Regions from separate parts of the Homo sapiens genome. Here region 2 is linked to region 1. A link is an interaction called in ENCODE POLR2A ChIA-PET data of the cell type or tissue named here. Cell type or tissue: MCF 10A. All regions are shown on one strand. Links, peaks and the distances in the headings refer to the core of each region. The heading gives the core; the rest is flanking DNA. Region 1 holds the start of LOC102723480 (a long non-coding RNA gene). Region 2 has its middle 75 kb from the start of BCAR3.

Region 1 (16,236 bases), core at 5,286-13,285:
CTCAGTTCTGAAATACAATGCCTGGCACTCCTGGGAGGGCTGGGACCTGGCCTGTTCCATGCCACTGGGCGGTGTGCGGTTTCCAAAGAGGGCTGGGGCTGTTATCTGACCTCCTGTCTTAATGAAGTGCTTTGGCTTCATGTCTGCCTCTGAGAGAGCTCTGTGACTGGAGCAGCAGAGTCAAATCGAAGACAGGGGACATCCCCCCAACCCCCATCCCCACCCCCACCTGGGCCTGAGCCCAGGAACTCCATGAGCACAGACTCACTGCCACTTCCATTGCTCAAAACCAGCTGCAGGGTCTGGGAACCAGGCTCAACTTGCTGTGCCAGGCCAGCCTGGACCTCCTCTGACCTGGGCCTGAGCTGATAAGTTGGGGGAACAGTCAGGAGACAGTTGGGCTGAGGTTGTTTTTAAGACTCCTCTGTGGCCCATGTGCTTGGATTTCTTGTCAAAACTCTCCCTCCTGACCTGCCTAACTTGCCCCTCCCCGCCATGCCTAGGCACACATTTTCTTCCCATAATATCAGACCTGATTCTCAGAATGGGTACAGGGCGTATTCATGGGGGCGCAGCTTCAGGAAGGGGCCTGCTGCAATGGCGTGCTGTGCTTGGGGGCATGAAGTGTGCAGGGGTAGGTATGCTGGCCCTGAGACTTTCCCCCGTGAGAATTTCATTGCCACAGCGCCAGTGGGTGGATCGATAGCTTTAGGAAGGTGAGGTTTCTTTTGTGGAGAAAGCACCAGGAACACTGTGTCCACCCCCAACCCCACCCCAAGCCACAGGCTCCTGGATGGCCTGGGTTCTTCCACTACACTCACTCAGCCCTTCTCTATGTGGTGCCCATGCCTGGAGCACAGCCCAGTCCCACCCTGCCCCTGAGGGTGGCTCACATGTTCTTAAGGCAGGTACCAGGAGGATGACTGGCCACTCAGGGATGCAGGAAGTGGCTTTTCTGCATGGCCTGCCTGGTGAGTCACCTGGAGAATGCTGGGCCCAGTTCAGTCCTCCCAGTCCCACAAGGCCTGTAGATACCAAAAATGGAGACAGAATCATCCTTGGAGAGAGGCCCAGGGGCAGGCCTGGGAAGCAGGCAGAGTGGGGACAAAGAGGGCCACCACATAAAACAGGCCCCTGTGGGCCTGCCCAGCCCCTCATCACACACGGTGGTTGGTCTGTGCAGTGTCTCTTTTGTCCCAGTGGCTTCATTTTGTTTCCACTTTTTATAAATGCTTGCTAATTCGGCTTCATCTTTTTCAAAATAATAATATGTCATTGTGAAGAGATGTCCCCTGCCAGGCATCTTTAGGGCTTTTCTCAGGGCCCAACAGACCGATGCACATGAGGGCATCAATGCCCTCCCCCAGCCTGGTGAACCCTGACTTCCATTCCAATGGAAGACACGTGGGGTGGCCGGTCTCTGCCCCTCTCGAAGGCACGTTTTGGGTTGGAAGGAGGCCTTGGGCCCCCTAAGGCAAGCTCAATAAGGGAACCAGTGACAGCGGAGAACTCAGCCACACAGCTCCCTTCAAGGCAAGTGGGGACCTCACGATGACCGCTGTGGTTATTCAGTGCCTGCGTGTGGCAGGCCCTGTGCTCCATGCTCCTTTGACATCATTGGGTCTAATTCTCAAGGGCCAGTCCAAGAGGCAAATATTCTCATTACGCCCATTTTACAGTGGGGAAACAGGAGCAGAGAGGTGAAGGAATTTGCCCAAGGTCACACAGCTTCAAGCAGCAGAGCCACTGCTCAAAACCCAGGTTTGGCTGCCCCGAAGGCTGTGCTTTTAACAGCACACCATCTGCCTCCCACCTGGTGAGGTCCGCTGAGGGTGCCCACATGCCTGCCCTGCGCTAGGTCCTGAGGGGACGGCAGACGCCTGTGGGCAGAGCCTACCCTCCGCAGTAGCTCAGAGCAATCTGCTTCCCTCCCCAAAAGGCCTGAGTCAAAACCCTCTCCACTGATGAAATGTTTCTTCCTGTGGAATTCCGCTGAAAGACAGCTCCCGACTGTGTCCATTTGTTCTCCACAGGAGAATCCTGTAGGGGAAAGATTATCAAAATATTTGCCGGCCTTGCAGGGAGTATTCAGAGTCGTTGCCGGAGTGCTACTAGATGTGTGAGGTGCTGCTGTTCCTCCTGGCTTCTGTTTGTATCCATCTGCCAAGGAGGGGAGAGGGGCAGAATCTCTGTTTAACCTATAGGTGGAAGCTATAGTTAGCATTCTATGAGCCCATCGGGGATGCTCAGGTACAGTGCAGATGTCTGCCAGTGGCATGTCCAAATAAATAGGCATTTAAGGATTTCCTAGGCCAGGCGCAGTGGCTCATGCCTGTAATCCTAGCACTTTGAAAGGCTGAGGCAGGCAGATCTCTTGAGCTCAGGAGTTTGAGACTATCTCTACAAAATTATAAAAATTAGCCAGGTGTAGGGGTGTGCCCCTGTGGTCCCAGCTACTCAGGAGGCTGAGGTGGGAGGATGGCTTGAGCTCAGGAGGAGGAGGCTGCAGTGAGCCAAGATTACACCACTGCACTCCAACGTGGGCAACAAGGCTAGACCCTGTCTCAAAAGAAAAAAAAAGAATTTTCTAGTTTAAAGCATTAGGGGGGATCTAAACTTTGAACTGGGTGAAGTGCAATTGGCATACTCCTGGAGTCTTGGGTGTGCTGAGCCCCCAGGGTGGAGGAAAAAGCCTTGGGTTTTTTGGTCAGAAGATCTGACAACTTGACTAGCTCTGCCCTTGACTGGCCAGGCAAGTCCCTCACCTCCCTGGGCTCATTGCCTTACCTGTAAAATGGGGTGGGGTAGCCAGGGGAGATGATCTTTGAGAGGCAGGGCAGCATCTGGGAGCCAGGCTGTCCAAGTCCCTTCATAAGAGCTGGCAAATGGCGGGCAACCTCTCTGGGTCTGTTTCCTCATTTGTACTGTGTGTATGTGTGTGTGTGTGTGTGCACCTGTGTGTGTGAAATGGGTCTATATGTAATGTCTCTGGAACAGTGCTTGGCTATTACATAATAAGCACTCAGTAAACTTGGCTATTATTATTTATGGCCCCTCTCCACTCCCACATGAACTAAACTGTGGGTCTTGGCAATCATCCTCTGAGAGAAAATGCTTTGTTTGAGCAGTGGGTTGAAAGGCTGGCTGGAGGGAAAGAAGATTCTTCCTTGCTGGAGTTTAAAAACAAGACATGGGGCCGGGAGGAGGAGAGAATCACTGAGGCCGGTATATGATCACCTCATGAGTTCTTCTGCCCATCCACCCCCGCCCCCGCAACAAGGTACAGCTTTAATGAGGTGATTTCACCCCTACAGAAATCCTCGAGGTTGGGGTTGGGGAGGCAAGGAGTGTAAATGTCCCCAGCGCCCAGCCTCCCTGATAGCATCTTGGAAGCATGAACAGGAAGAAGACTGTAGGGAGATTGGCTTCAAGTGCCGAAGCAGAACTCTTCAAACTTTTTCTGTTCGTTTTCACTATTTTGGGTTTCTCTCCCCCGAAGGGAAACACTCTGCAGGTGACACAGTGTGAGTTAAGAAAACCCCATGTGTCGGAGCCAGACAGAGGGGAGAATTCAAATTGGATCTCTACAGTTTACTGGCCGACCAGGGTTATCTCTTCTCTCTGAGGTTCAGTTCCTTCATCTGTAAAATGGAGATAATGATACTTGTTTTACAGGGTTGTTGGAGAATTAAATATGAACATATATGTACAGCAGAAAGCAGGGGTTCAGAAAAGCTAGGTCCCCTGCGCTGCATCCCCTCCCTGTCTATGCCTAAGAGGGTGCTCCACTTGCCTGTCCACCTTCTGTACCAAGCCAAAAAAGCAGGAGGCACGATTCCCTTGTGTTGTGTGCTGTTAGCTTTCAGAACAAGGCTATAATCTTCCTAGAAGCTCCTGGGCAGGTTAGAACCTGTGGGCTGTCGTCAGTAGTGGATGCTGTTAAGGTAAAGCTATAAATACGAATGAAACAAAAGGAGAAAACTCAACAGCCCCCTTTCACCTGACATTAGGCCACAGACAGATTGGCCACAGACTTGACTTAGCAGCGAAGGTTGATGCTAAAGGCTGAGCACAGTGGCAGTCACAGGGCAGACTAAGGACACCTCTCTTTATCAAGTATCCTCCACCCCACTCAGGAATGGGTTGTTGGAGTTTAGGTGGCCAGGGCCACAGTCATGAGTATATTGCCTTCTCTCCTCTGGCCACGGAGGCCTCGTGGTTGGGGTAGGCTTGGAGTGAGTGGGATGGTCCTGAAGGGGTTAAAGGAGGAGTAGGGCACAGTCACAGGCCTGGGAAGCATCTCAATGGGCTGAAATTCTAAGCCCCCACCCAGTAAGGTCCTTGGGGATCCCAAAGCCCTTGTCATCTATCACCAGATCCTGGGTTCCTTTTATGTTCTCCTAAACTTTCTCATGGCTGCTACCAGTGTCTTATCTGTCAAGGTTGTGACAATCCAAAATGGTACCTTTTTGCAGATTAGAAATAGGCTCCCCTTTCCCCAGCAAATGCAGTCCTGCGCCAGGACACACAGCTTGTGATACAGGTGCATAGGCTAGATTTCAGCCCCCAGTTGCCCCCTTGGCTGAGCTGCCTTGTCCTGCTTCCCATGCTCTGCTTCAGTGGTCAGGACTGGCCATCCTGCTTCCGCTGCTGCCTCCTCTGAACTTGCTTCTCCTGCCTCCGCCGTAGCCCTTCCTGTGAGCAGAGCTGGCTTTCAGTAGGACACAGAAGGTAGCCTGGATGTGCCAGCTTTTCTAGCCCTCTCTTTGTTTTGTTTTTTTGTTTTTGTTTTTGTTTTGAGACAGAGTTTTGCTCTTGTTGCCTAGGCTGGAGTGCAATGGCACGATCTCGGCTCACGACAACCTCTGCCTCCTGGGTTCAAGCGATTCTCCTGCCTTAGCCTCCCGAGTAGCTGGGATTACAGGCATGCGCCACCATGCCTGGCTAATTTTGTGTTTTTAGTAGAGATGGGGTTTCGCCATGTTGGTCAGGCTGGTGTCGAACTCCTGACCCCAGGTGATCCGTCGTCTCGGCCTCCCAAAGTGCTGGGATTACAGGCTTGAGTCACCACGCCCGGCCTAGCCCTCTCTTTAAAGGGGCTTGTGACCCATTCCAGGGCTGGGTCAGAGGACACTTGAAGGATGCCACAGAGTCCAATTGTATAGTATTCTCTCTGGCATCATTCAGCACATCAGGCCCAGGTGAAGGTCTCCCCATCTCCTATAGTAGTGAGAATCCCCCACCTATCCAAGGCTGATGGCAGTGCCCCCAAGACTGTTCAAGAGAGTGCGTCCCCAAGTCCTGGGGCCTCTGGCATCAATCTCGGCCTCTTCACTTTCCTCCCAGCAGGGCATGTAGGCTGTCTTATAAACAGCGTCCTGGGTGCCTGCTCTGGCATCTCAGGATGCCTGAGGTGGGCAGGTAAGTGGGCTACGCCCTCCCTCCCAGCTGGACTATCCCCTCACAACTGGGTTACACAAATAGGAACAGCCTAAGCCCTTAGGGTTTAGGGTAGTCTGAAAACATGGCATTTTATGATTCCATCTCTCCCCCTTTTAAACTCACATGCACATCCCTGCCAGAATATCTGGACCACCTGTTTAGATGTGAATGGTCTGAAGCCAAGTTTCTGGTAGCTTTGCCAATAGCCAGGAGAGGCCACTCCCTTTGAGGGGCAGAGCTCGAGGTGCGCTGTACCTGGGTGGTCCTGCTGCTTCACTGTGAGAGGCTAAGGGAGGAGAGGAGGGCTGGCTTCAGACACATTTGTGGGTGCACGGAGACGCCAGCTCCCAGTCACTGAGTATCAATCAGGGCTGGAGGAGGCTGTAACACCTTAAAACAGTCTTCAAACTTTCTCTCCACAGCTAATAGCTGGATTTACCATATAATCTGGTAAGTGGAAAGTAACACAGGAACACGCTTGAGAAGTGCCAACCCAGAGCCAAAAGAGAAGTTGCTGGGGACACGATGCCTGGGCAAGGGATGGGAGTTGGTTAGATAGAGAATGAAAGAAACTGTAGGAGCAATGGCTTGGAGGCACCAAATAAAGGGTGAGTTCAGGGGAAGCATCCTGAGGAATTTGAATTTCCACTTATGGGTGGCAAGAAGCTCTTGAAGGGCTTTAAGTGGTAGAGGGATGGATCAAGCTTGCCTTTCAGAAACATCACTCTGGGGCCTGCATGGAAGACAGAATGGAGAAGGGCAGGATGGGAGGGAGGGAGACCAGCTGGGAAGCAATGGAGAGTCCAGGCGAGAGAGGAAGGGACCCTGGGCCAGAGTGGTGGTGGGGGAAGGAGAGGAGGGCATGACTTTGAGGATTCCTTAGGGATAAAGTCCCCAGGCCTTGGTGAGAGATTGGCTGTGTGTTATTTGTGTGCGGGTAGAAATGGAGAGAGACTGGGACCCAGGGTGGTTCCCAGGGTTCCAGCTTGGGCAATAGCTGGATGGAGATGCCATCCTAATATGTGGGAATTCAAGAGAAGAGGAAGCTGGCTGTGGAGTGTGCAAATTTTAAACCGTCTGTCCCATAATCAACATTTAGCAAACCATTTGGATGTGAAAACTAAGCTAAAGAGGCAGAGCTGGGCACAGTGGCTCATGCCTGTAATTCCAACTACTCGGGAGGCTGAGGCTGCTTGAGCATGGGAGGTCAAGGCTACAATGAGCTTTGATTTTGCCACTGCACTCCAGCCTGGGCGACAAAGCAAGATCCTGTCTCAAGAAAAAAAAAAAAAGAGAGAAGCAGTAGCAGGTTGCATTATACTGTGGAAGTATGTGTGATAACCAGGCAGAGTAGACCAAGTGCAGGACCTGGATATGCCCATTTTCAAGGTGGTTGGGGAAAGAGGACACACAGAAAGACAGGCTGGAAACTGTCAGAGAGGTAGCAAAAGAGTCAGGAGAAAACGGTGTCTCAGAGGTCACAAGAGCTGAAAGATTCACAAAAGAGGAAGCAGTCAACAATGTCAAATATAGCAGAAAAGCCAAGTAACACAAGTTCTGAATCCTGTCCACAGGATCATACACTGAAGAAGTCATTATCAACCTCAGGGAGCGCAATTTCAGAGGAGGGGCTGAGGCAGGCCTGACTGCAGAGAATTACAGAGCCTTCAGTGAAAGGAAGACAGGAGATTGGATAAAGATGGTAGATAGGGGCATAAAATTGAGCAAGCTGTTCAGGGCAAGGGAAACTTGAGCAGCTTAACTGGCTGAGCTGGAACAGCCAGCTGAGAGGGAGGCATTAAAGATAGAGAGAAAGAGGGTGATGATAGAGTGGGATGGGAATGGGATGGATGGCAGCAAGAACATACTGGGTGGGTTTCTACTGAACCACAGGAGTGAGACAGTGAAGAGACAGGTGGAGAGGTTGACAGTGATGTCAGTTCCATTGTAGGGGGAAAAGGAGTGGGAGTTGGAGCCTGATGGCCTCATGGGCTCTAATTCTAGATGAAGTTGAGCTTACCCTAGATTTGTGATGGGGTGGGCCTGCAGGGTTGTGGGGTTTCTCTGAAGATTTCAGAGAAGATGGAATGAATTAATCTGAGCGTTCCTGAGTAAGTACAACAGAAGGATATGGGTCCAGACTGACAACAAACTGGCTCATGTGATTAACCATGGGTGGGCAGGGAAGGAAGAAGGAAGCCCAGGAGGGGCCTGATAGACCAGAATGATGTCGATGCATGACAGGATTATGCTCAAGGGCCAGGTGCCAGGGAACAGGAATGTGGGAGGGCGAGGGGAATGTGGGCAGAAAGAGGCTATTGGCCTGACGATGTCAGGGGAGGAGCAGTCCCAGGGAATAACAAGGCCCAGGTGGGCCAGAGTGTAGGCTGAGGTGGAGCACAGGTGAAGGTGATCAGAGTTGGGAGGTCATTTTACTTTGAGGCTGGAGCATTGGAGGTGCTGTCACAGGACAGGAGTGGGTGGCTTTGAGGACCCCAGCCATTTCCAGGGTGAATTAGGAACAGTGTTTGGTGGATTACAACAGGAGGAGTGTGGTTTGGGGTCTCCCAAATGTGTTTGATCATAAGGACACATGGGCTCTTGTTAAACATTGGCTGCCAGGTCTCACTTGGATCTCTCCAATTCAGACCTCTGGGACAGGAGCCAGGGGATGTGCATGATTCTGATGATCAGGTGACTTTAATGATCAGGAAAGTTGGAGAAGGTTGATATTAAGAAGGCATAGGCCTCCAAGTATGGAGAAGGGGACTATAGAGAAGAATGGATGAGAGGTTTGGAAAAGAAAGGGGTAGGGAGAAGAAAGAGGAAGGGACCAGGAGAGCCATGGAGAGTGGAGTGGAGGAGAGAATTCATGCCCAGAGGACTCACATTTTGGATGCTGAGAAAGAATGATGTGATGTGAAGCACTCTGGAGTCATGACTGGGCTCAGTCACAGTAGCCGGGATCCCACGGTGGCTGGGAGGGCGTCAGTCCCTGGAAAGTCTCCTCTTTTTGTCCCTTGATGATTCATGCAGGGCATTTCAGGATCCCGGAGCTGGCACCAGATTGACATGGAAGTGGAGTTGCCAGCCAACAGTGTGATGTGATTTCCACGTGCCAGGGGAGCTCCCCACCCTGTGCTCTGTGAGCATCCCTTACCGGAAGTTCCACCAGGAGCTGGGCAAGGCTGAAGCTACCAGGTGTGGAGGGAATGACGTGGGCTTTAGAATCCTGGTCAGATCTGTATTCTCATCCTCTGATACTTTTTAGACATGCAACCTTGGGCAACTTAGCCTCTCTTTGCACCTCAATCTCCTCATCTATAAAATAGGGATAATAATACCTGCCTCAAAGAGCTGTCGTGAGGATTAAGTGGGCAAAGCACACAGAGTGCCAAGAGTAGGTGCTCAGGGGCTCAAGCAAGAGGCAGAGCCTTGGTGGTGGAGACCACTATCAGCTCCACTCCACACTGAGAGCCCAGAGCAGATGGGAGATGGACAGTGGGATAGGAGCACAAGAGGTGAGCGTCCCTGGAGCTACTTTCGAGTTTCTGCCCCCTACTAGTCACCAAAATCACAGCAGTCCGTGTTTACAGAGGCATCTTACCTGTCCTCTATTTTTACTGTGTTACCAAGGTGGTAACAGTATAATATTATTTTTGTATAAAGTGTTTTAAAGGACCACCTGATCTGTTGTCCCCAGCACCTTGCACTTTGGGGGACGCTATGTGTTCATCATCAATATATTCTGAAATAAGAAACAGAAACCAGAAATTTAATCATCCAGTACCCAGTCCACAAGAAAGGCCAATGACTCACTTCAGAATATGCGAGGATTGTTCACTCATTTCCTTCCATGTGGCGTGTTTGTCACTGCCTGGTCATGCTGTGAGGAAGAGCTGCTCTCACCTTCATGTTCATGAACCTGAGACAGACGAGGTCACATGGAGATCACTCAAGGGGTTCTTTCTTCCTGGAAATGCTGACAACTGAGAAGTTTGCCTCTCACAGCTGTATGAAAGGTTTTGTGAGGAAGAGGTTAGGGCAGCACCAGGGGTTAGCCCCCCAAAGTGCTATTCCCTAAGCCTAGTACAGGAAAAAGAAATTTCCCCTGTACTGGGTAGAAGGATGACTGCTGGCTTGCTCCCTTGCAGGAGGGTTGTTGAGTTGGAGCAGTGCCTCTCACACAGGTCACTGGGAGGCTTGTTAAAATGTGGGTTCTGAGTCAGTGCCTTAGGGTGGGGCTGAGATTCGGCATTTATGGCAAACCCCGGGCACTGGAGAGGCAGCTGCTCCACAGCCCCAGGACGGCGCTAGGACACACCTGTGAACCTTCAATGTGGGTTCCTGCCATGGGGAAAATTCAAGTGTATGTAGAGGCTTGACTGTGGTTCCTGACCTGCTTGAGACCCCCACACACTCTGACCCTATGTCTGAAACTCTGTTCAAAAGTCCAAATCTCAAATATCTATGGAATGCCTAGCAAGTGCCAGGCACTGGGCTAAGTTTACCTAACCCAGCTTGCTTGCTTCTCTTAAGATTCACTGTGCCATTCCACACCACGCTCAAGCAATCAACCCCAAACTCTCCCACTCACTCTGAGGAACAAGGGTTCACACTGGGAGATGAAGTGGGCAGTGGAGTCAGGGAGGCCAGTTTAGGGAGCTCCACATCCCAGCTCTGTGAACTTGGCTGGTTACTCTGCCTTTTTGTGCTTTCATTTTCTCGTCTATAAAAAGGGCTTAATAACCCCCACCTCTCTAGGTTGCTGAAAGGATTAACTCAGATGATGCACACAAAGTTCTTAGCCCTGGGCTGGTAAGCATAGCTTTTATGATTCATATTTAGTTTGTGTTTCCCCCATCAGAACCTTTGGTGCTCTCTCCCTCTTTGCAGACACCTAGGCCAATTCTTGTGTGTCTCCTTATGCTTGACTGTGTTACTATCTGGAAATTATTCTTACCATTTGGAAACCTCAGTACTGTCGACAGCACCATTAAAAGCAGTTCCAAATGGTTACCACACAAGAGGAGGCAAAAGCAGTGCCCCACAGCAGCTGTGTGTGCACTGGGGAGGGGGGTTCCTGTGAGGAAGGAACCAGAGAGGAAAGGGCCAAACTGACAGCCTCTTGCAGCCCTCCAGCTTGCTGTGCCAGCTGCTCTTGCACTGGATGCCGAGCTGTGCGGCGAGCACTTCATTCCTAATGATGCAGTGTCAGTTATAAATCACTTATTTAAAAATCAAACTGGCCAACCCTAGATTGTCTTTATCATAGCACCACTTTCACTCACTTGCATTCCAAAGGAATTTTAGAAACATTATTTAACTTTTCATCATGGCATTTTTCAACCATATGCAAAAGTAGAGAGAATAGTGTAACCAAGTCCAGCTTTAAGAGTTGTCCACATTTTAGCAGCAAAAGGTCTCTTGAGTGAAAGAGAATGGTGTGGGATCGTACACCCCTGCCACTCACGTGGGAGTGAATTGTACATATTCATGTCTTATTAGAAAAAAGGCTGAGAACTCTTGGTCTTTCCTGTCCATTTCCATTTGCATTTTTTTTTTCCTGGAAAATGGGATAATGACCCTTACTTTGCAGGGATTGACTGAGCCTGAAAAATGGGCTGCTGGTCAGAGCCTCACAGATGCACATTCCTTCCTGGGCTCTGCCTGCCCCTTCTGCTCCTGGGTGGAAAATGAGGAAGGAACAGGCACAAGCAGGAGGCTGCTGAGCTGGGAGCAAGGACCAAGGCTCTAATCTGGCCCCTCCCACCACCCACTGGCAACCACCTGCCTGCCAAGGCCGCCTGTCTCTTGCAGGGTGGATTGTGTCCTGCTTTGTAGAATGATAACTCCTGTAAAAATAAGCACCTTAAACAGCCGAGAGAAAGGGACAGTAATCTGACCCCAGGCTGTGTGTACCCCACAGGGAAGGGGTGTGTCTGTCATACTTGCCCCTGCTTCGATTTAGCTCTGAAGTGCAGGGGAGACCATTTTTCCCACTCAGCAACAGCAGCCTGTGAAGTAATGGGAGGCTGTTCCCCAGTGGGACCATTACCACTATCATTTCTATAATGCTTTCCTTCTGAGAGGCTGAAGTCACCACTTCCCAACCCTGATAGCCCCACACTGGCTCAGGCAGTGGGTGTTGTGGAAAGAGGATGGGATGTGGAATTAGAATGTCTCACCTTCAGTCCTGGCTCTGCTATGTAATTTGCTCAGTGGCCTTGGGCAATCCCTGAGGCTCCATATTCTCCTCCTGAGTATAGTGATATTTTACCCCAGAATGACTCTAAAACTCATACACATATTATTCATCTTAATGGTTTAATTGGACTCGGTTTAGGCAAAACTGTGAAACAGAAGTGTTAATTTAGCATTTTCTACTTTTTCAGTCAGATTCCCCCTTTTTCCCAAGTTCCCCCTTTCCACTCACCCTTGAAGCACCCAATAATGTCAGGCAGCCAGTCAAGAAAATGGCCTAGAAAACGAATATACATTAAAGGCCTAGTAGTTTAATCTCGATAGTCAAAATAGTCTACATTTATCAAGTGCTCACTAAGTGCCTGGCACTAAACATATTTTTTGTAATTTTCACAACAGCATCATGAGGTATGTAACTATTATCCTCATCTTACATATGGGGAAACTGATCTAGAATTCAGACAGTTGCTAGGAATTGCACAGCTAACTTGCAAAATCTGGGATTCAAATGCAGATGTGTCTGATTCTAAAAGCAGTGCTATTTGTTTATTTAGTCTTTTTGAGGCACTGAACCCTAGTGATTAAGAGCACAAAGTCTGAACTAGATGGCCTGGGTTCAGAGCTCAGCTCCTTTACATATTGCTATATGACCTGGGCAAGGACCATGTCCTCATCTGTAAAAGGGGAAAAGAACAGTGCCACCTTATAAGATTATTGTCAAAATCAAATGAGTTAATGTATGTAGGGTTCTTAGAACAGTACCAGGCACATAGTAAGCACTGTGTAAATTATAAAACAAAATAAAAGTAATTAGTGATAATCAGAAAAAAGTCAGTTTAGAATAACATGAAAGAAAAGGAGCATCCCTTTGTGCTCACCAGTCAGCTTCACTTCTCGGTTTGATGGGAGGAAATTCTTCAAGACATTTGTACATAATCCCACACAAATGCACACAATTACAGAAGTCTGTTATTTTCACATGAAAAGGGCAACTTGTATTTTTCACCTAACGTTTCACAGCTGCCTATCGGTACCTATGGAATTACCTCATTCTTATCAGCTGCAGAGTGCATGCCAGGTATAGATGTGCTATAATTAAATAATTCCTCTACAGATTATCTGTAAATGATGCTGCCATGAGCATTTTAGGATGTTTATCTTAGTATGTACAGGAAAGTGAACCCCTGGAAGGCTGACTTTGCTCTCAGAGACTGAGTTGGTACATCCAAGCAAGTCAGGTTTTTCTGTCAGTCTGGCTCCTTCTGTATAGGGGAGTTGGTGAAGCATAAATGCTTTCTGTTCCCTGCATTTCCCTCAACCATCTGCATTCCTCCTGCGCTAGAACAAGGCAGCACAGCTCATCATCACCACCCACCCCCAACCCCAGGGTAGCCTGAAGCATCTAAACTGAGCCCTTTCCGGTCATAACTCAAGAAGGCAGTCAGGTGGCCATCGCCACTAGGTTTTACATACATTTGTTTCCTCTCTCTTCATTTCCATAATCAAGCTCCCTGCCCCCCTACAACTCCTCCCTCTTCTTTATTTTTATGGGCATCACCAGCATCAACAGTCTGTCCCCAGCACTTTTTTTTTTTTTTTGAGATGTAGTTTTGCTCTTGTTTGCTAGGCTAGAGTGCAATGGTGCGATCTCGGCTCACTGCTACCTCCGTCTCCCAGGTTCAGGTGATTCTCCTGCCTTAGCCTCCTGAGTAGCTGGGACTACAGACGCGTGCCACCACACCCGGCTAATTTTTATATTTTTTTTAGTATATGTGCTGCCAAAGTGAGCACTAATTTTTGTATTTTTAGTAGAGGCAGATTTCACCATGTTGGCCAGGCTGGTCTCGAACCTCTGACCTCAGGTGATCCACTGGCCTCAACCTCCCAAAGTGCTGGGATTACAGGCATGAGCCACCACGCCCAGCCCCCAGCACTTTTAATCTCTCCCTTCTCTGCGTTCCCACAGCACTGGGAGCTCTGCTGCAGCTCATCCTTCTCTCACTCCAGATCCATGCCATGTTCCCTGCTAGGATGAAAGTCCTGGTAATGTGATCACTTTCATACCTCCCAGGGCTAGTGATGCTTTCCATATGGTAGATGCTCAATGAATTTTTAAAACTTTGTTTATATTTTTAAAATATGTTTTTGAATTTGTTTTTAAGTAACATTTTACATGATAAAAATAATATATGCTGGCCAGGCATGGTGGCTCACACTTGTAATCCCAGCACTTTGGGAGGCCAAGGTGGGCAGATCACCTGAGGTCAGGAGTTTGAGAGCAGCCTGGCCAACGTGGTGAAACCCTGTCTCTACTAAAAATACAAAAAACAAACAAACAAACAAACAAACAAAAACAAACAAAAAAACCTTAGCCAGGTGTGGTGGCACACGCCTGTAATCCCAGCTACTAGGGAGGCTGAGGCAGGAGAGTTGCTTGAACCCAGAAGATGGAGGCTGCAGTGAGCTGTCATGGCTCCACCGCACTCCAGCCTGGCCAACAGAGTGAGACTTTGTCTCAAAAATAAATAAATAAGTAATGTAAAAAAAAACATACATATATATATACACAGACACACACACGCTTACTGTAAGGAAAAACTGGAAAGGAAAGCTGTGTAAATGAGGAAATTAAATCATCTGGAATTCCTATCCAGAGACGTTTTGGTGTATTTCTTTGAATTGTTGAATTAAGAAGATAATTAGTGAAAAAAAAAAGCTAGTAATTAGACTGAGGATGTAAATGGGAAACAGGCTCCAGAGTCCGGTGATAAGAGTAAGTCTTGAAATGGGTGGTTCAAATATAGACAATCAGGTTGAGGTGTACTTTGCATAGAAAATGAGCCTATGTTGTCAAGAAGTTCATCTTTTCTTCACTCTGTCACTATTTATTCAATAGTATTTACTGAGGTTTAGTAAGCCATAGTCCTCAGACAATGATTTCTCTGGCCAACGTGATAGTAAGTATGCAGCTATCACACAGGCCTTTTGGAAGCTGAGTTGACTTCCCTGCCTAGTAGACTGGACACCAAGTTCATGGCTAGCTCTTCAGGGGCAGGCACCTAGAGGGTAAGACTTCTGAAAATATTGCAGAATTTTGCCTTTCTGGTCCATATCAGTGTTGCCAGCTCTTTGTATCAGTAGTTATGATATATTAACTTCAGGGAATTCTCTATCTTTCTTTCTGCAGTTGTTCAAGTTCAGCTTTTCTGATTGATCTTCCTTGGTGATAGCTTAAGCACTTGTTATTCCTTACCTGTTACTGTTAGGGCTTGGCAAAGCAAGAACTTTAGGGATTGTTCTTTGTTAAAGTGCATTTCATCTAATGCCTACCCCAGCTGCCTGTTAATTAGTGCTGTTACGGGATGGGACTCAACCAATTACTTTGTGGCAGGAAGGGATCAACTCCAGGTTGAGTGCTCCCTGACAAAGGCTTTTGTGCTGCTCAGAAGTCATTGTTATGTTGTCTGTTCATGTGTCTCTTGGGCAAAGGAACCCAGGGTTGCAATATTTAAAAATTTAAGTGTGGCTGGGTGTGATGGCTCACGCCTGTAATCTCAGCACTTTGGGAGGCTGGGGTGGGTGGATCATTTGAGGTCAGGAGTTCAAGACCAGCCTGGCCAACATGGCGAAATCCCGTCTCTACAAAAATACAAAAATTAGCCTGGCATTGTGGCGCACACCTGTAGTCCCAGCTACTTGGGAGGCTAAGGCGGGAGAATCGTTTGAACCCAAGAGACGGAGTTTGCAGTTAGCTGAGATCATGCTACTGCACTCCAGCCTGGGTGACAGAGCGAGACTCCATCTCAAAAAGAAATATATAAATAAAAATAAAAATAAAATAAATGTTTAGATGAAGCCTGGTTGTGGACTTGAAGAAGTTTGAATTCTAAAATTGTTTATAGCATGACCAACATCCAGGGGATTATATTTATTTAGCCTATGGGGAGATTTATGATGTAATATAAAGGTGAAAAGCCAAAGGAGTTCATTCATTCAATAAGTACTGAGTGCCAGGCCCCAAACTAAGAACAAAACAAAGGCAAAACCAGATATAGATCTTAGAGTCTATAGAGCAACAGGTATTCAACAGCAATAACGGAAATGAATAATTACTGGCTGTGACAAATTCCAGGAAGGAGAGGGTGCTGTAAGGCACATTTAACTGGGGAACCTGACCTATGCTGGGTGTCAGGGAAGGTTTCCTAGGGAATAGAACATCTGGTTATTTAGTTTGTGGTACCTGAGTCTTCTCACCAGTAAAATAGGGATACTACCCTCTTTGACTCACAAAGACACTATAGCAAGAGTGGTCATGGACAAGAATGAGCTTTGAAAAATGCTCAGCGTTTCTAAAACTGAGTTTGTCCCTCCAGCCAAAGGGAGCTGTTCTCCAGCTTTGACATCTGTTGCCAAGCCAGGCAGTTACTCAGGCACTCTGACTGAAGACCTTTGATAATTCTCCTCCACTCTGCCAAGCAGCAGGGGTCAGACAGACCTGGGGTTAGCTTTGGTTCTGCCATTTAAATCTCATTTGAACTTGAGTAAGTTTCTTAATTGGTAAAGTCACTTTTCTCATTTGTGAAATGGGGC
Region 2 (16,236 bases), core at 3,669-11,668, 64 kb before region 1:
TATGCCCACCTTTAGCCACCTCCCCTAGGAGTAGCCCCCGGGATGTCCACTGAAGCTCATCCTGACCTTGGGGATATCCTCTGACCTCTGAGCAGGGGAGCTCAATCCTTAGGGCTGCCTGGCGTAAGAGCGAGGTCCCACTTGAACAGGAGATGCAAACATGTGTGCTACAGTGGGGCGGACACCTTCCCCTAGGACTGTGGATGTGGCCTGGGGTAGACCGGGCAAGAGGAAACCTCTGGACCCAGACTCCCACTTAGGAGGCAGAAGTGCTCAATCAGGGGCATATACAGAGCCCAAAGGAGAGCTAGATACCAAAATTGAAGAGAGGAAGCATTCTGACCAGGTCCCCCACACTGAAGAACCCAGGTAGGTGTGGAAGCCCGGGTGAGAGGCAAGGACTCTGGGCACCCTAGGCACTGAGGAGAGAGGCAGGAGGGGCAGGCTTGGTGTCATGGGGAGCCAGGTCTCCTGGTAGCGATGTGGGGATGGGCCTGAGCAGAGGCACATAGGTGGAAGACTGTGGCAGCAATTCAGGAAGAGAGTGGTGATAGCCGCAGCAGAGATGTGACTGTGAGAGGCAGGAGATGGAGGCCACAGATATCACAAGGGTAGACTCTGTAGGGCTTGGTGCCTGGGCTGGGGTGGGAGAGGGGAGGGAGGTCTCAGATCATGCCCATGTTCCTAGCTTGGCTGATGCGATGAATGGCGGTGTCAGAGACTGGGACATGGAGGAAGGGTTGGGTCTATGGAGAAAGAGGATGAAGGAGGCCTAAGAATGGCTGAATGGGAGGGGCCTATGGGACATCCATATTCCAGAAACATCATCACAGGAAGGAATGAGAAGAGATGGGCCCCCTGGAAGTGTGGGAGGATTGAGAAGCGCAGACACACAGACCCAGGCAGCAGCGTGGGGTGTTCTGGTGGAGGAGGGCAGGGGCTGTGATGAGTCAAATCTGCTGTGGCAAGCAGGAGACAGGGGCCTGTCTGGAAATGACAGCAGCCTTCAGTTCTGCCTTAAGATTTCCAGTGGTGGACAAGAAATAAATGTGGGCTTTCAACAGCACTTTCCGGATCTATGTGTGATCAGGTGGAGGGGTGTGTGAGGTCCAAGGTAGTCCATCCTTGACAAGTGGAGTCATGGAGGGTGACAGAGCTGGATCCCATCAGTGGTGTGCTGGAGCCAGCTCCTGCCAGCTCAGCTCACAGACTGATTGTGCGCATCTCTTCCCAACTCTGCATTCAGTGACATCATATTCATAGCTTGAAATCGGCCATAGTGGTAGCATTTACACCATGGAGGTTGGCAAATGCTGCAAGTCAGGCCTTTATGTTCCAGAAAGCCAATGTTAAATATTTACTGGCACACCAGTGGGGTGGAAGAGGGAGCAAAGCTGCATGTGGGCAAGTGAAAATGGATGAGTCTGGAGAGAGAGGTGGGCAGGAGCCAGAAAAATGAGCTAAGAAGACTGGAGAACAACTGAGAAGCAGTATAATTACTGTGCATTGCTCGAGAGTGAGGAATTTAAAGCCTGGAGGCTTGAGTTCAAATTCTGGCTCTGTCACTAGTTGTATGACCTTAGCCAGGTTACTTAACCTTTCTTGGCCTCAGTGTTCTCCTTTATGAAATGGGAGAAATAATGCCTACTTCATGAGGTTATTGTGAGATTTCAACACATTTTGCATGTAAGCACTTAGAACAGAGCCTAGCATGCAGTAGGCATTCAACAGTAAGTGTTAGCAGGCTGGCTGCAATGCTCATGTCTATAATCCCAGCACTTTGGGAGGCCGAGGCAGGAGGATCACGTGAGGCAAGCAGTTCAAGACCAGCCTGGGCAACATGGTGAGACCCCAACTCTAAAAAACATTTAAAAATTAGCCATGTGTGGTGACGTGCACCTGTAATCCTAGCTACTCTGGAGGCTGAGGTGGGAGGATTGCCTGAGCCTGGGAGTTTGAGGTTACAGTGAGCTGTGTTCATGCTACCACACTTGTAACAAGCAAGACCCTGTCTCAAAAAACAAAACAAAATAGAAAAACAGTGTTGGCTATTGTAGAAGAGTTTATGTAGATCATGACATGATTGTATTTGTCTTTTGGAATGAACCCCACAGTGTAGAGAATAGATTGAAAGGGGCAAGAGAGAAAGCAGGAAGAACAGGCAAGGAGTGGTCATTTGACAAGAGATGGGGGAGCCTAAGCTAAGGTGGAGAGAAGAGAGGAGATTTGAAGGAGCTTGAGGTGGAATGGAGGGGACTGGGAGATTAATTGACTATGATTCAGGAGGGAGAGAGAGAGAGTGGGTGAGGCAACTTAGAAGAGGCTTTGGGAAAGAGGTTGGGATCAGGCTGGGGTTTGAAGGGCCATCTTTGCAGAGAAGAGGGAGGAGGAAGCAATATGGGAGGAGAACAAGGGTTTTTCAGAGAGTATTGGGGTTGGGGATGGAATATGTGGTAGGACGTGACAATGATTGGGTTCGGGGTGAAGGGTGTCATTTCAGCAGAGAAGCATGAGTCCGTAGCACGTCAGGTCCCTCTGTGGCCTGGCCTGCCTTTGCCTGGCTCTGGGTCTTAGCCAGGTGTGGCCATCAGCACATGTCCTCCTGCTGCCCTTGCTAACTTGTCTGCATCCACTGCTACTGCCACTGGGTGTACACGAGCTCTCAGCAGAATGGTTCTGAGTTCTGACCCAATTCTATGGTCACCATGATGGGGAGCCTTGCTTGACAGTTTTGTCTTTCTGTATGTGGATGGTGCACAGAGCAGAGCTGGGGACAGTGACCCTTCAGGGGTCTGTTAGCATGAGTTGATGTGCATGGAGGCTTTCATTTCTTAGCAAAGGAGGTGGAAAGATCTCTTGCTTGTTAACTGTGCATCATGAAAGTGAGAGAAGGACAATGGAGGAGTGAGATGTGTCTGTCTTCAGCCTGGTCCCTGGTGCTGCTGTCTTCAGCCCCTATGGAGAGAGAGCTTGAAGGAAAAAGTTTAAAGAGCTATTTTCATGAGGTACTTTGTGATACTTAGAGCACATATTCTGCTTCTGTGGGACCCTGGTGACAAGGTGTGGCACAGAGTCAGGGAGAAAACCATGATCCCAACTCTTGCAGGAAGTCAGCACTGTGGGCCTGCATGCTGGTGCTCTTATCATAAACCCTGAGAGCCCAGACAGCAGTATGGTACCCTCAAGTGGCTTCTTGGGTGAGGATATCAATGAGAGAAAACCGGAAGGGGACAGGAATAGCAGGGAGGATGCTATTGATGTAATCAATGGACTGGCTCATGGGCATGTAGGCAAGTGGGGTAAGAACACGATCTTTGTGTTATTGAATTTCTTTGGAATTAAACAGGATCCACAGGAAGGTGGCCTGGGGATGTTCAGATTACCCATGAAAGTGAAACATTAGAAGACCACATTCATGCTGGCTTGGCTGGCTTGAGCTCGGGGGTTTGCCGTGGCTGCCCCAGCTGGGATGGCTGAGGGCACACAGTAACTGCAGGGCTAGGTGCTCTCAAGGTAATTCATCTGTCTCCAAGCCTTTCTGGGTCACCACTTACGCCTGCTCTCATGGTGAAAACAAAGAAAAGACTTCAACCAAAGACCAGCCTGTGGTTTCAGCAGGTCCAGGGTGGTCCTTGCCTGAGCTGGAGTGTCCTTTGGTGATAGGATGGCACCTACTAAGGTGTTAGGTATTAATCTCAGTGGGGAAGGGGTGGGTGAATTTCAGAAGCAGGGTTGGAGCTTCAGCCTCAGGAGGCCAGACCTCCTCTCTGAGCAGTTCTACACTGGTTGTGTTCACTGGTTCCAACTTTTTAAAGACAAAACTGGCTCAGGACGTTGGGGTCAGCAGAAATAGGTGGAAACTGCTTTGGAGATTTAGTGTTCTAGGGAGTGGAGGTTCCACACCCCCGTCATCTCAGCCTTGTGTCTCTACAGGGGGCAGACTCCTGCCACCAGCTCTGTCCCAGCAGGATTCTACTCCACATGCCTAAAATCATCTCCTTGACCCTAAGTTCCTGCTTTCCATATTTGTGTTAATGGCCCCAGCATAAAACCACAGTAGTTATCATTTCTGAGTGTCCTACATGCTGTCCCATCTCACTTCTTCCAACAGGAGTGGCTTATATTTCCTTTTAGTTCCCACTGTCTACCATGGTCCATGTGGACCATCAGTCACATGCCTTGCTCCTCTCTGGCCTCAAAGGTGCCATGAAATGGAAATCTGGCCAATCAGAGACCTCTATTCCTTGGGCCACAGTGATAGGTCCAGGGATGAACTCCTGACCAAGGCCTGGCCAATCAGAGTCTCTCCTGGGACCTTTCTACCAGAGGTCATGGGAAAGCTCACCTATGTTTGCTGGGAGATGAGTCTGGGGCTGCCTAGAACACTTGCCTGCCCACAGAAGGAGCCTGGCCATGAGTGGAGCTGTGCCTGCAGCAAGAAGTTTCCTTACACTTCCTAGTGACATGGCTAATACATTCCTTCTTCTTTTTTTTTTTAAGCTAATTTATATAGGTTTTTACCATTTGCAACTAAATCTAATGCAACCACAACAGCATCCAAATTTGATTTCTCAAATTTATCTTTATTTTATTAGTCTCCATAATGTCTCTCATATCTGTCCCTTCCTTTCCATCCTAACTGGAGTGAGTAAAGCACCTGCTACCATGCTTCATCATGCTTTATACCTGGAAGACACCCTCCTGCTCCCCACTTCTCATTGAGTCTCACCCGAAGTCAGACCTTTATCGCCTTATAAGCTGGATTATTGCTGAGTCCCCACTGAAAATCATGAAAGATCAAAGTCAAATACCTTAATTCCTAGTGCAAGACTTCCTTTGATTCTAATCTTTCTTTTCAACCCTCCCTTCCCCTATTTGTCTCTTAGATGACCTCTCTGAATGGTTAGCCCGAAAACTCCAGAAATGCCTTTTTTTTTTCCTGTGGGCCACATTTATTCATTCATTCACCATGGCCTTTTGTATGCCAGGCACTTGCTGGGTCTCTGCCTGGAACACCTGCTTTTTTATCTGAATCCTGTTCCTGCTTTCACACCTAGTTTACGTAAGTTACCCTTCCTCCAGCAAGCTTTCCCTGACCTACTGACCCACTCACTGGATAGGTCCAGTTTATCCCTGGACCTTTCACTGTGGCCCAAGGAATGGAGATCTCTGATTGACCATATTTCCATTTCATGCCACCTTTGAGACCAGCGAGGGGCAAGGCATGTGGCTGATGGTCCACGTGGACCATGGTAGACAGTGGGACCTAAAAGGAAAAATGAGCCACTGGTCTGTTCCAGCCCTGGACCTCAGCAGCACCTCCTGTGTGGCTTTCTGGTGTGCTCATGGCAGCTCATCAGGCTATCATTTTCTCTTTCTTATGTGTATTATCTTCTTCCAAATAACGCAAGGGCAGGTGTGTTCCTTCTCTCCCCTGAATCATTTAGTGTGGTGCTTGACAGGTACCTAGTGGGCTTTCCAGCAACATTTGTCATTTGGTTATTTAAATGTTTGATTGATGCAGTTGGCATGAAAATGAAGAAAAAACAGGAAACTTAAAAAGCAAAAATTGCTTGTGAGGCCCCAATGGTACTCTCTGCTCCACACACTCCTTCCCCTAGCACCCATAGAGGCCGCTTGGTAACACAGCCAGGTGCCACCTCTGGTGCTGTCTGGCAGACAGCCTTCCAGCCAAGAACTACTCCTGCCCCTCCTGAATGCCCAGCTCAGTGTGGTGCTGCAGTTACCCTTGGCCAGTGTTACTTAGGAAATTAGCCGGACACTGGAGGGTTAAAAACCTCTCTCTTTTTTGTGAAGGGTAGAGAAAGAGAGATCTTTCCTGTCTATACTATGCTTAGCTTTCGGCGCCTTCCTGTTATCATAATGGTTTTTTGTTGGTGGCAAAAGCCTTTTCAGACCAGTGAGGCAATATTTCACCCTTGGCCACACTTTAAACATTGTTGTCAGGGGCCGGCTAACTGTGCCGCAGGATGTGGGTTGCATCAGCCTGTGATGTATGCTTGTGAGGTTAGTTTGGGGATAATGACTGGCTGGGGTTATACCTAATTTTGCACAATAGTGTTGGGAGAGGGATAACAGGGTGCTAAGAGTTATACACTGAATGCTCTTGGCTAGGAAATGCAGGCCCAGAACCTTCCACCATTCCCTGGCATCTGGCCAACCAGCCCCCTGATGGCCTGAGAAAGGTTCACAGTGCAGACAGCTGGACTTTTCTCCTATTCGGTTCTCTAACAGCCTCTCCTCAGTTGCCACCCACTGTCCCTCCTCCCAAATGCAATAGAAAAATAAAGATAGGTGGCAGTGATACCCAGGGGGTGAACACAGAGCAGAGAACCACACTGGACCTGATAAAGTGACTTGGTGAACGCTGATAGGCAGACATCACTCCTAGCTTTGGTCAGTATTTCTCAGTTCCCAAGAACATTTCTCAGCTATTCTCCTCACCCAGTGCCTATGAGTCTGCTATGCTTTAAAAATGACATACACTAGGAAGTGCAAAGCAGAGTAAGGTTGTAATCACCTTTGAGAATCTAGTGAAAGTGTCATAGATTTAGACCATCATAGAACTGGCTCCCGATTAGGGGTGTTTTCCAGACCAACTCTTTGTCTGCACTGGAACTCTCCTGTTAGGCTTAAGCTGGTCGTCTGGGCTCCATCTACAAGATGGCAGCCAGTTCTTCTTCACACTGGGTCTGCCCTGCAGCTTCCAGCTGACACTTGTTCTTTTCCAGCCACTGGCAGGGCTCCCTGGAAACTCTTCTTTGTCCTCCCCTGGCCCTGTATCCTGATGGATCAGGCCAAGGCGTTGACCTAGAGCAGTGCAGACCAGAGGCCGCAGCTTTATACTCCTCTTTCTCTGGTCTCTGACAGGTACAAATGCTAGGCAGGCTGCCCTCATCTCCCTTATGAACCAAGACACTAGTCCTCCTGACTTCGGGAGTGCTGCCTGCTGATGGGTCGGTCCTTCCCTGGGAGTTGCCTTCAGCCAGTGGGAGCTGCCTCCCAAAAGTTACATGCCCCAGGCACAAGTGGACGATGCAGCAGTACCAAGGGCTCCTCCTTTCCCTCCATTCAAGATATCTCTGAAGGGCCAACTTGGCTTCAGAGCTCCCCGTGAGATCAGTTGAGGCCTCTAGTACGATTTTGCACTACTCAACCTTGTGTCCGAGCCTCCTTTCTCTCCCTCATGGGTATTGTTCCCAAGAGCACATTTGCATGTAAATTTCCTTCTCAAAGTCTGTTTCCCAGACAACCTGACCCATGGCACTTAGAAATAATGGGCAAGAGGCTGCCAGCACAGAGGCCAGCATGTGCATTCTGCAGGCTACTCTCACACCAGCAAGGAAGCTGTGTGGTGGGAGAAGCAATGCCTGGAGACTGTACACCCAAGAGATTGGGAGGGTGATGAATGAATGACCCAGAGGAGGAAGAGTTGACTCTGGAGGATGCCTGCCTAGCCCTCTGCAACCCATGCAGGATTGCCTTTTCCCAATTGAAGGAAGAGGAGAAAAAATGAAGTGCAGAGGAGTCGTGATGCTCGCTGAAGGGTCAACTATTTATACAACAGTTAACCCAACACATATTGCAAAATGATCTTACTCCTTGTTGCCTAGGCAAACTTCCCTCCCAGTCATTGCTTCTCTCCCTTGAAAGTTGGCCTCGGAATTGGTGCAGCGAGACTTCCCAGCAGCTGTCTCAGTGGAGTGAGATGTGAACGCAAAGTGGACATCAGAGAAAAGAGAAAATGGGGGGAGCTGCTGTCTGCTCCACTCCTCTGTGGGAGAAGAGTGGTGTGGAGGAGAGAGGTCATCAGGTAGGCCTGGCCCAACTTCTTTGGCCGGGCTTCAGCCCCCAGGCCCCATGATTGTGTGCCCCTTTTGGAAGACCACTCCTCACTATAACAGAAGACAGGAGTAAAGGTCTTCCTCTTTGCACCTCAACATGGATTCCAGAGGCTAAAACACACTAACCTGCCCATCAGACCCAGAACAGACCCCAACCGGCAGAGACTTTCCTACTGTGGGAGCTGAACTGGAACTGCAGCTAGTCAGGGGACATGCCTGCAGGTCCTCCCCACCCCTCCCTAACTCCAAAGAGGCCAGTCCAGCTCAGCATCTCTGCCTTTTCCATTCCAGGCAACTCTAGAAGCCTAGAGTGTAAATTTTGTAAGGCCAGGCACCCCCACATTTGGGGATAACCATTACATAGCACTTGGCACAGCAGCCATAGGAATGCCAGGGACTAGTCATCAAAGCCATGAGACTCTCTGAGTGCTGTTGATGCCAAAAATCACTCTAACCCTTCCCAGAGGCTGCACCTGGGCATTCCCTGGAGTGTTCCTTATGGAGCATGGACAGTGGGCACAGACACACTTCTTTCCAAATGGAATATTGCCTCTTAGGAACTAACCAAGGCCCTTTCAGTTTCTGTTAAGGTTTTTGTTCAAAAGTAATTTTTAAAAATGTTTTATAACCATTTTAATTGGAATTGGAAAATTAGCACATATACTGACTTGCTTTATCAGCTTTTCCCCCACCTTTTAAGAGATCCCAGAGAATAGGAGAAATGAAATGCAAAATTTACAAGAACTTGTATAACATAAAGTGGTGCTGGGCTCTTCGGTTAGTCACCAGGGTGGTTCCTGGCATGAAGCACCAGCCATTCGTGTCCCATGCAAAGGAGGGTTCTGGACGACTTCAGGGTGGTGGGGTGTTGATTATTAGACCAGGGAGTGGTATTACAGAGATAGAATGGCTTGGGAAGGGGTTAAGAGTGAACACTCCAATAACAGCCTTTGGGTGACCCTGGGCCAACCATTGTTTTCTAAGAGAAGGGGAACCCAAGCCACCAAGGGCACTAACACACAAGGGGGAAAGAAAACAATTCTAGACCACTGCATGCAATTAAAGAGCAGCTTAATTTGGTTCTTTTAGGTTATAGATCACTCTCAAATCCTGCTTATCAGTTCTGTGCATTTTGTCTGTGCTATTGGCAGTTCTCCACAATTCACTGAAATTGTCAGAGGCTCTAGACAGGAGAGCCACAAAGCCCATGAAACTGGGGACGTATTCTCCCCACTCTTACTTGTCAAGAGCAGGTGAACTTCAGTAGCAAGCTGGCTCCTGCTGTGGGAATTTCCACTCTGTTTGGCTTGAGCCCTGGAGTCAGTGTGACTCCAGATAACCTCGAGATGGGACACAACAAAAAATTTAAATGATACAAAAGTCCCTGTCATTAGATATTATCTTAGATAATTTTAAGTGATTAAATGTTTCCTCCCTTTTGCATGCACGCACACACATGCACACGCACACGTACAACACACACATACCTCTTCACTCTATATCTTTTTATATATAGTCGTGTGTAGCTTAATGATGGGGATACATTTGGAAAAATGCATTATTAGGTGATTTTATCATTGTGCAAACATCATAAAGTGCACTTACACAAACCTAGATGGTATAACCTGCTGCATACCTCTGCTATAGACTATAGCCTATTGTTCCTAGGCTACAAACCTTTACAGCATGTTACTGTACTGAATACTGTAGGCAACTGCATCAGAATGCTAAGTATTTGTGTATCTAAACATGTCTGAACATAGAAAAGATACAGTAGAGCTACAATATAAAGATTTAAAATGGTACACCTGTATAGGGCACTTACCATGAATGGAGCTTGCAGGACTGGAAGTTGTTCTGGGTGAGTCAGTGAGTGAGTGGTGAGTGAATGTGAAGGCCTAGGACATTACTGTGCACTACTGAGGACTTTATAAACACTGTACACTCAGGCTACACTAAATTTATTTTAAAACTTTATTTTTCTTTCTTCAATAATACATTAACTTTTTAACTTTATAAATGTTTTATTTTTTTAACTTTTTTGATTCTTTCATAACACAACACACAAACATGTTATACAGCTATGCAAAAATATTTTCTTTATATTCATATTTGTTAAGCTTTTTTCTATTTTTAAAATTTTTTACTTAATATTTTTAGTTTTTAAGTTTTTTGTTTTGTTAAAAACTAAGACACAAGCACACACGATTAGCCTCAGCCTAGGCAGGGTCAGGATGATCAGCATCACTGTGTTTCACCTCCACATCTTGTCCCACTGGAAGGTCTTCAGGGGCAACATACATGGAGCTGTCCTCTCCTAGGATAACAGTACCTTCTTCTGGAATACCTCCTGAAGCAACTGCCTGAGGCTGTTTTACAGTTAACTTTTTTTTAGTAGGGGTACACTCTAAAATAACATAAAATTATAGTATAATAAACACATAAACAAGTATCATAGTCATTTATTATCATCAATTATGGAGTACTCTACATAATTGTATGTGCTAGGCTTCTCTATGACTGGCAGTGCAATATGTTTGTTTACACCAGCATCACCACAAACATGTGAGGAATGCACTGCACTGCGATGTTACCACAGCTATGACATCACTAGACAACAGGAATTTTTCAGCTCCATTATAATCTTATGGGACCACTGTCATATATGTGAGTCATCATTGACTGTATATATTTCTGATTCTTCATCTGCACAATGGAGATAAAAAAGTAAGTCTGGCTCAATTTCACCTCTGAGATATGTTTTGTGGGTCAAACCATATTATGCAAGCTCTCCAAAAAGATGAAGTGCTGTAGAAATGGAAGGTATTTCCACTAAAAACCATAATTTCATCATTTGTTATCTGATTACTCTCTCTCTTGCCCTTTGTGTTCAGGGAACAATGGAGGCCTGCGATTTGGAGTTAAACTCTCAGTGATCTCTGTGTTGACAACACCAAAGCTAGAGGAATCCAGTAGGATGTGGGCATGGTTTTCCCGGAAGGCTGACTGAGCAGTTCTGCAAATGTTTGCAAGTACAGGGCAGAATTTCATCCAGCCTCAGAACCTTGAGCCAAGACTCAGCATCAGCAAAGCCAAAAGTTTCATTTCTTCGACTGTGGGAGTGCTAGTCCCAACCTTTAGATGGCCATTCAGTTTTAAGTTCAATAAGCATTTTGATTGAGAAATACTTTGCTGAGGAGTGAAAAGTCCTTGGCTTTGAAAGACGAATGATGAGCAGTTCAGTGGCCCATGTCACAGTCCAGGCACCTGCCAAAGGTGACTCCCTGGGAGGAGCATCTTAGTCACAGAGCCAGTGCCTGCTGTAGGTGTGCAGAAGGGTGCATGTGTGTGTGTGTGTGTGTGTGTGTATGTGTACGTGTACATGTGTGTTGGGGGAAGGGAGCAAGGTTGTGGGAGCATTTCTTATCTGCTCTTCTCTGCAAGATTTCCTGTGATTTAAGTCACATTAAAGTACCCATAAGCCCGTAATGCAAAAGAACCCCAAAACCAGCCCAGCAGCCAACCATGGCAGCAAGTAGATGCTCTGGTCTTTAGATAGTCAGAAATGACACTTCTGGGCTCTCAGGCAGTCAGTGGGTTGAGCTCCCCATTAAAGTCCCCCTGCCAAGTCTGGAATAGTCCTAGTCCCGTGTGTGTGTGTGTGTGTGTGTGTGTGTGTGTGTGTGTGTGTGTGTGTACCCGCGTGCATATGCGCGCATGCAGTGCAGGGTCTGCATACCTAAAGCAGATGAAATTCTGCAGAATGGCTGCCTCACTAGACAAAGTCAAGAAGACAGACCGAGGAGAGAGAGGTTGATGTGTCTCCACTACCAAGAGATAGGCTTCTCTAAGCCAGCGAGACATCCCATCCAACAATATGAAACTGGCCACATTTCCTTGAGATGTCAACGTTGAAAGTGTAGCTGCATCTTTATTCTTCACTGTTATGAAGTTGGGTGCAACACAGCTTGAGTGGAATACAAAAACACCGCTTGGAAACACATGATCTGGATTTGAATCGCAGCTGTATCATTCACCTGCTATAGACTTTGAGCAAGACCTCTCTGAGGTTATTTCTTCACAGTAGGTAGAGACAAGACTTACTTCAAAGGTTCTTAAAGTTGAACCTGAGTCAATGAATGCAAAAGTGTTCACATTTAAACTGTAATTTTAAAGCACAATACAAGTAAATAGCATTAATATCATTAGAGAGATTAACTTAGCACTGTGCGTCACATGATTCATCACGGGCCATCTGTGAGATATCAAATAGAGAGGTGAAGCCTGCAGTAATAAAAAATACTGCCATAGCTATAACCAGTGTACTCTTCTCTTCCTAAACAAACAACAAACAAATCTTGCCAGAGTCAAAAGGCAACAGTTTCGACTGCTTTTTCTGTTTTCTTGAAAGACAGAAGTCAAGCTTAGTCCCTTCTCTATGAGAAATGGTGAAGGAGGCACTCTCTTTGTTAGAGCTATGGAGTGTGGCCATGTGTGGATCAAGCCAACGTCCTGCCTTCACTGGGCTCACAGACAACACTCACAAATGTCACAGAGCTCAGATCACCCCTCTCCAACACTTTTTCCTTCATCAAAGAAAGTGCGTCCAAATGCAAATGAGAGCAATGATACCGTATGCATACCCATGAATCCACTCTTTGCTCATTCTTATTTTGAATGCACTCCTATTTCAAACCTTTGGTACTTCCTATTATTGATAACAAATTACTTCACAACCGATTGACATGTGATGGCACAACTGAAAGTCAAGATTGAGGACAAATGTCTGCAGCCGTGGGTGGGGGCAGGAATTTGTTTTATGCATCTTAGTATTTCCAATGCCCAGGTAGATGCTCATTGCTGACTTGAATTGGCCCTAGCCTGGGAAGGAGAAACCTCACAGCTCCCTACCCATGAGCTCTGGGGCCATTCCTAATGCAGAGGGGCTAGTTGGGTAGTCATAGCCCTTTTAGGAGCATCACAGTCATGACAAGAGACCAGAAATGGCCTCTACAGGAGATTTCAATGTAGGACAAACCAGCTCCCTTCACACTCTGTGGTAGTGACAGTTTTAAGTGGAGGAGTAAGTGCCCAGCTTCTTTCATGCCTGCCTTTGAAGAGGGTGGCCTCTTGCCAGCAAGAAGTGTCTGAGGTTTGGGTGGGTGAGAGCTGGATGAAATGAGTGTGTAGGTGGTACTGCCCAGGGAATAAATGTGAAAAGCCAAAGCAAACCTTCAAGTGCACAGCAAAGAGATGCATTCTCAGCTGTGTTCCTAAAGACATTCAAAATCACATGCGTCTATCTGGGTCATGTGGGCGGATCTGTAACCCAGGGCATCCACAGATACCAGAGCCAAAGCTGGCATGGCTGTTCCCCGCCAGGCTGGGGAGGCCTTGCCAGGGCAGCAGCCCCAGCCACACGCCCTTGTGTTGGAGCAGTCTGGAGGCTGCCAGCCTGTGGGGCTGGCTGAGAGCACCAGCATGTGGGGAATCTTCTAGATAATTTGTCACAAGTGTGCTAATGGCTCTGGGGGCCAAGAGGAAAGGGGTGATACAGCATGTTTGGAGACTGGAATGTGTAAATGAGTTGCTCTGTGAATTATTTGATATTTTCTCCCTGCAGTTTAGAAGAAAACTAGGTCCGATGGGCTTGGCCAAGGTTTATGAGGCAAAGCAGGGCTTCTGAGGTGAAGTTACATGGCTGTTTGAGCCCGAGGCATGGCAGGATTGCTGCCATAGTCTGGAAACCTCTCTGGTGATACCAGGCCAGCTTGGTACCAGGTATAAAGTTACCCAGGTCAGAAAATGCAGAGGCTTCATTCCTTTCTTGAAAAAAGGGTATTGTAGGTAGCAAGTGGGAAAAGAGAGGAACCAGGGGAACCAAATAGATGAGGGCATAAGGGAAAGGCCGTCAGAGTGGAAGTCCAGAGGTTTATGTTGACAGTCTTCCTGTCACCCACTGCATGGGAGGAGTCAGCTGCAGCTTAGGGGTGGGCTTTGCAGTTAAGCCAAGCCGAGGTATCAGCCCCAGCTCTGCCACTTCCTCCCCATGGAACTGAAGTTGTTAGCCCCTTGGTCTTCAGTTTCCTCACTGTGTGAAGGGAAAATGATGACTTCCTCCCTGAGTTCTGGTCAGGATGAAGGGAGGTGAGTGTGCAGGGCTTGCCGGTGTGCCGGGCGTTTGGTGGTGTTTCTTGGTTACCATGGTCATTGTTACCCAGTGTGACTGTTCTGATTACGATGGCTGCATCACACACAGCACAAATTTAGTGGCAGAAAAACCCCAACTATTTTTTATCAAGCTTATGGATTCTGCGGGTCAGAAATTCAGAAATGGCACAGCAAAGAGGACTCATCACTGCTCCACGATATCTGGGGCATCATCTGGGAAGGGTAAAGATCCAGGGTATCTTGACTGTTGGAACCTGGAATCACCTCAAAGCTCATTCACTCACATGTCTTGAGCCTGACCTGGGAGGGCCTTGTTGGTTAGGACTGCTAGCCAGAGGGCCTACACGTGGCCTCCCTGTGTGGCTTCCCCACAGCGTGGTGGTCTCAGGGTAGTTAGACTTCTAACACAGTGCCTGGTTTCTCCCAGAGCAAGTGTCCCAAGAGAACCAGGCAGGCAGAAGCAGAATCACCTTTTCTGACCTAGCCTCAGAAAGTTGTGGCATTCTGTTGGTTGTAAGTGAGTCTCTAAGGTCAGCTGTCTGTATTCAAAGAGAAGGCAGCTCTGGATGGGAAGACTGTTAAAGAATTTTAAAACCGTCATAGTGACTATAGAAAATAATAATGCCTTATGCTCACAGAATGTTTACAGTTTCAAAAGCACATTCACTTGATCCTCACAGTGCCTTTGAGTGGTGAGCAGGACAGGTAGCAAAATCCCATTTTGCAGATGTGGAAACAGCCTCGGAAAGGCTGCCACTTCATTCCCCTGAGCTACAAGATGAAGAGTTTATACAAGATGCCCTCGCTGGTGCCTGAAATGCAGTGGTTTTCCGTTCCTTGCTGAAGGAGGCAGTCCTGAGCAGTTGGCTTTAGTGAAGGAAGCAGTCTGATCAGAACTCTGTTTGCTCTTTGAACAACTTCTGTGATTTCCTGGGCCAAACTGAATTGCTTCCACTTAGCTCACACCTGGATTCTTGAAGGCAGCTAATTTTAGATTCTTTGGTCTGGTGCCAAATATCAAAGGAGTTGAAAGAATAATCTTTGCTCAATTGTAGTACAAATTCCTTCAACTGAGACCAATTCTGGTGCCTCATATTAAGATAAGGAAACCCCCATTTATCATATATCTTTAAGCTGAAACATTTCAACCAAAGCAGGAGAAGCAAAAAAAAAAAAAAAATAAGTCAAGATCATCTTTAAGCAAATTACTCACTGAGCAAATATCAAGAACGAAGATTTTTAAGAGTATAAAATTACTAAATTTGTGCAGGTGCAATTTGCTTTACGTAATACTTGTGTTCCTGATTTGGTGAGTGGAAATTAAACATTTATACTTTAAGTCTATTTTAAATTGACTTGAAAGTAATGTGAGAATGGGGAATTTCCTAGTAAAGGCGCCTGTGCAAATTTACTTCCTAGTTTCAGTTTTGTTAATTTGGGTTTCTAGAGATTGGATTTTCTTTTCTTTTTTTTTTTTTTTTTTGACGGAGTCTCGCTCTGTCACCCAGGCTGGTGTGCAGTGGTGCGATCTCAGCTCACTGCAAGCCCCACCTCCTGGGTTCATGCCATTCTCCTGCCTCAGCCTCCCGAGTAGCTGGGACTACAGGCTCCTGTCACCATGCCTGGCTAATTTTTTTGTACTTTTAGTAGAGACGGGGTTTCACCATGTTAGCCAGGATGGTCTCGATCTCGTGACCTCATGATCCGCCCACCTCGGCCTCCCAAAGTGCTGGGATTACAGGCGTGATCCACCTCGGCCAGCCCATGATTTATATTTTTAAAAATACTGTGAGGAAAGGGTAATAAGAGGGAAAACCATGAAGAAACATTAACCAAAACTTAAACCCAAGTATGTTCTTCATTAGTGGCTCTGGAAGCCATAGTGAGAGATTAATATGCAATTACCACACACACACACACACCATTATTTGTTTGTGTGTGTGGGGGCCCACACACATACCATTATTTGTTTTGTTGAAGGATATAGTAACATTGCTTTGAGACCTATATAATGCCCTGTAGTTAATGCAGATCATCTTGTAATTCTAAACTTAATGATAATTTAGTTTTTAAAACTAAACTGGCACATTATGGTGGTGAGGCTACTTGAGGACCCAGTCAAATGTTGATTCAGCACCTTCGTTGTCTTCAGCATTGTGTTGGGCATTCTGGGAGCTAAAAGAAGCATAGGACACAGTTC

The links. Peaks named below come from ENCODE experiments on the same cell type or tissue, not always from the same donor. Only the 100,000 strongest peaks of a DNase experiment are listed, where the experiment ranks them.
Region 2: POLR2A ChIA-PET joins it to region 1 with 15 read pairs; 8 of 35 experiments call an interaction of 5 or more read pairs at or near these places.

The regions. Positions count from the first base shown.
Region 1 is chr1:93,686,541-93,702,776 of GRCh38, reverse strand. LOC102723480 (a long non-coding RNA gene) reads right to left here and starts at 9,626. Exons shown (of 4, transcript XR_947602.3): 1 at 9,262-9,626; 2 at 8,603-8,763; 3 at 8,332-8,498; 4 at 1-3,641. It also overlaps a transcript of BCAR3 not described here. RefSeq lists enhancers at 298-1,208, 432-1,631, 9,400-9,569, 8,579-9,778. In MCF 10A, for the core only: no CTCF peak of the experiment used is centred there; DNase peaks (open chromatin) are centred at 8,526, 9,306 and 9,666.
Region 2 is chr1:93,748,870-93,765,105 of GRCh38, reverse strand. It overlaps a transcript of BCAR3 not described here. Among named protein-coding and RNA genes, the nearest start is that of BCAR3, 75 kb to the right of the region's middle. RefSeq lists an enhancer at 10,719-11,013. In MCF 10A, for the core only: no CTCF peak of the experiment used is centred there; DNase peaks (open chromatin) are centred at 5,985, 8,265 and 10,465.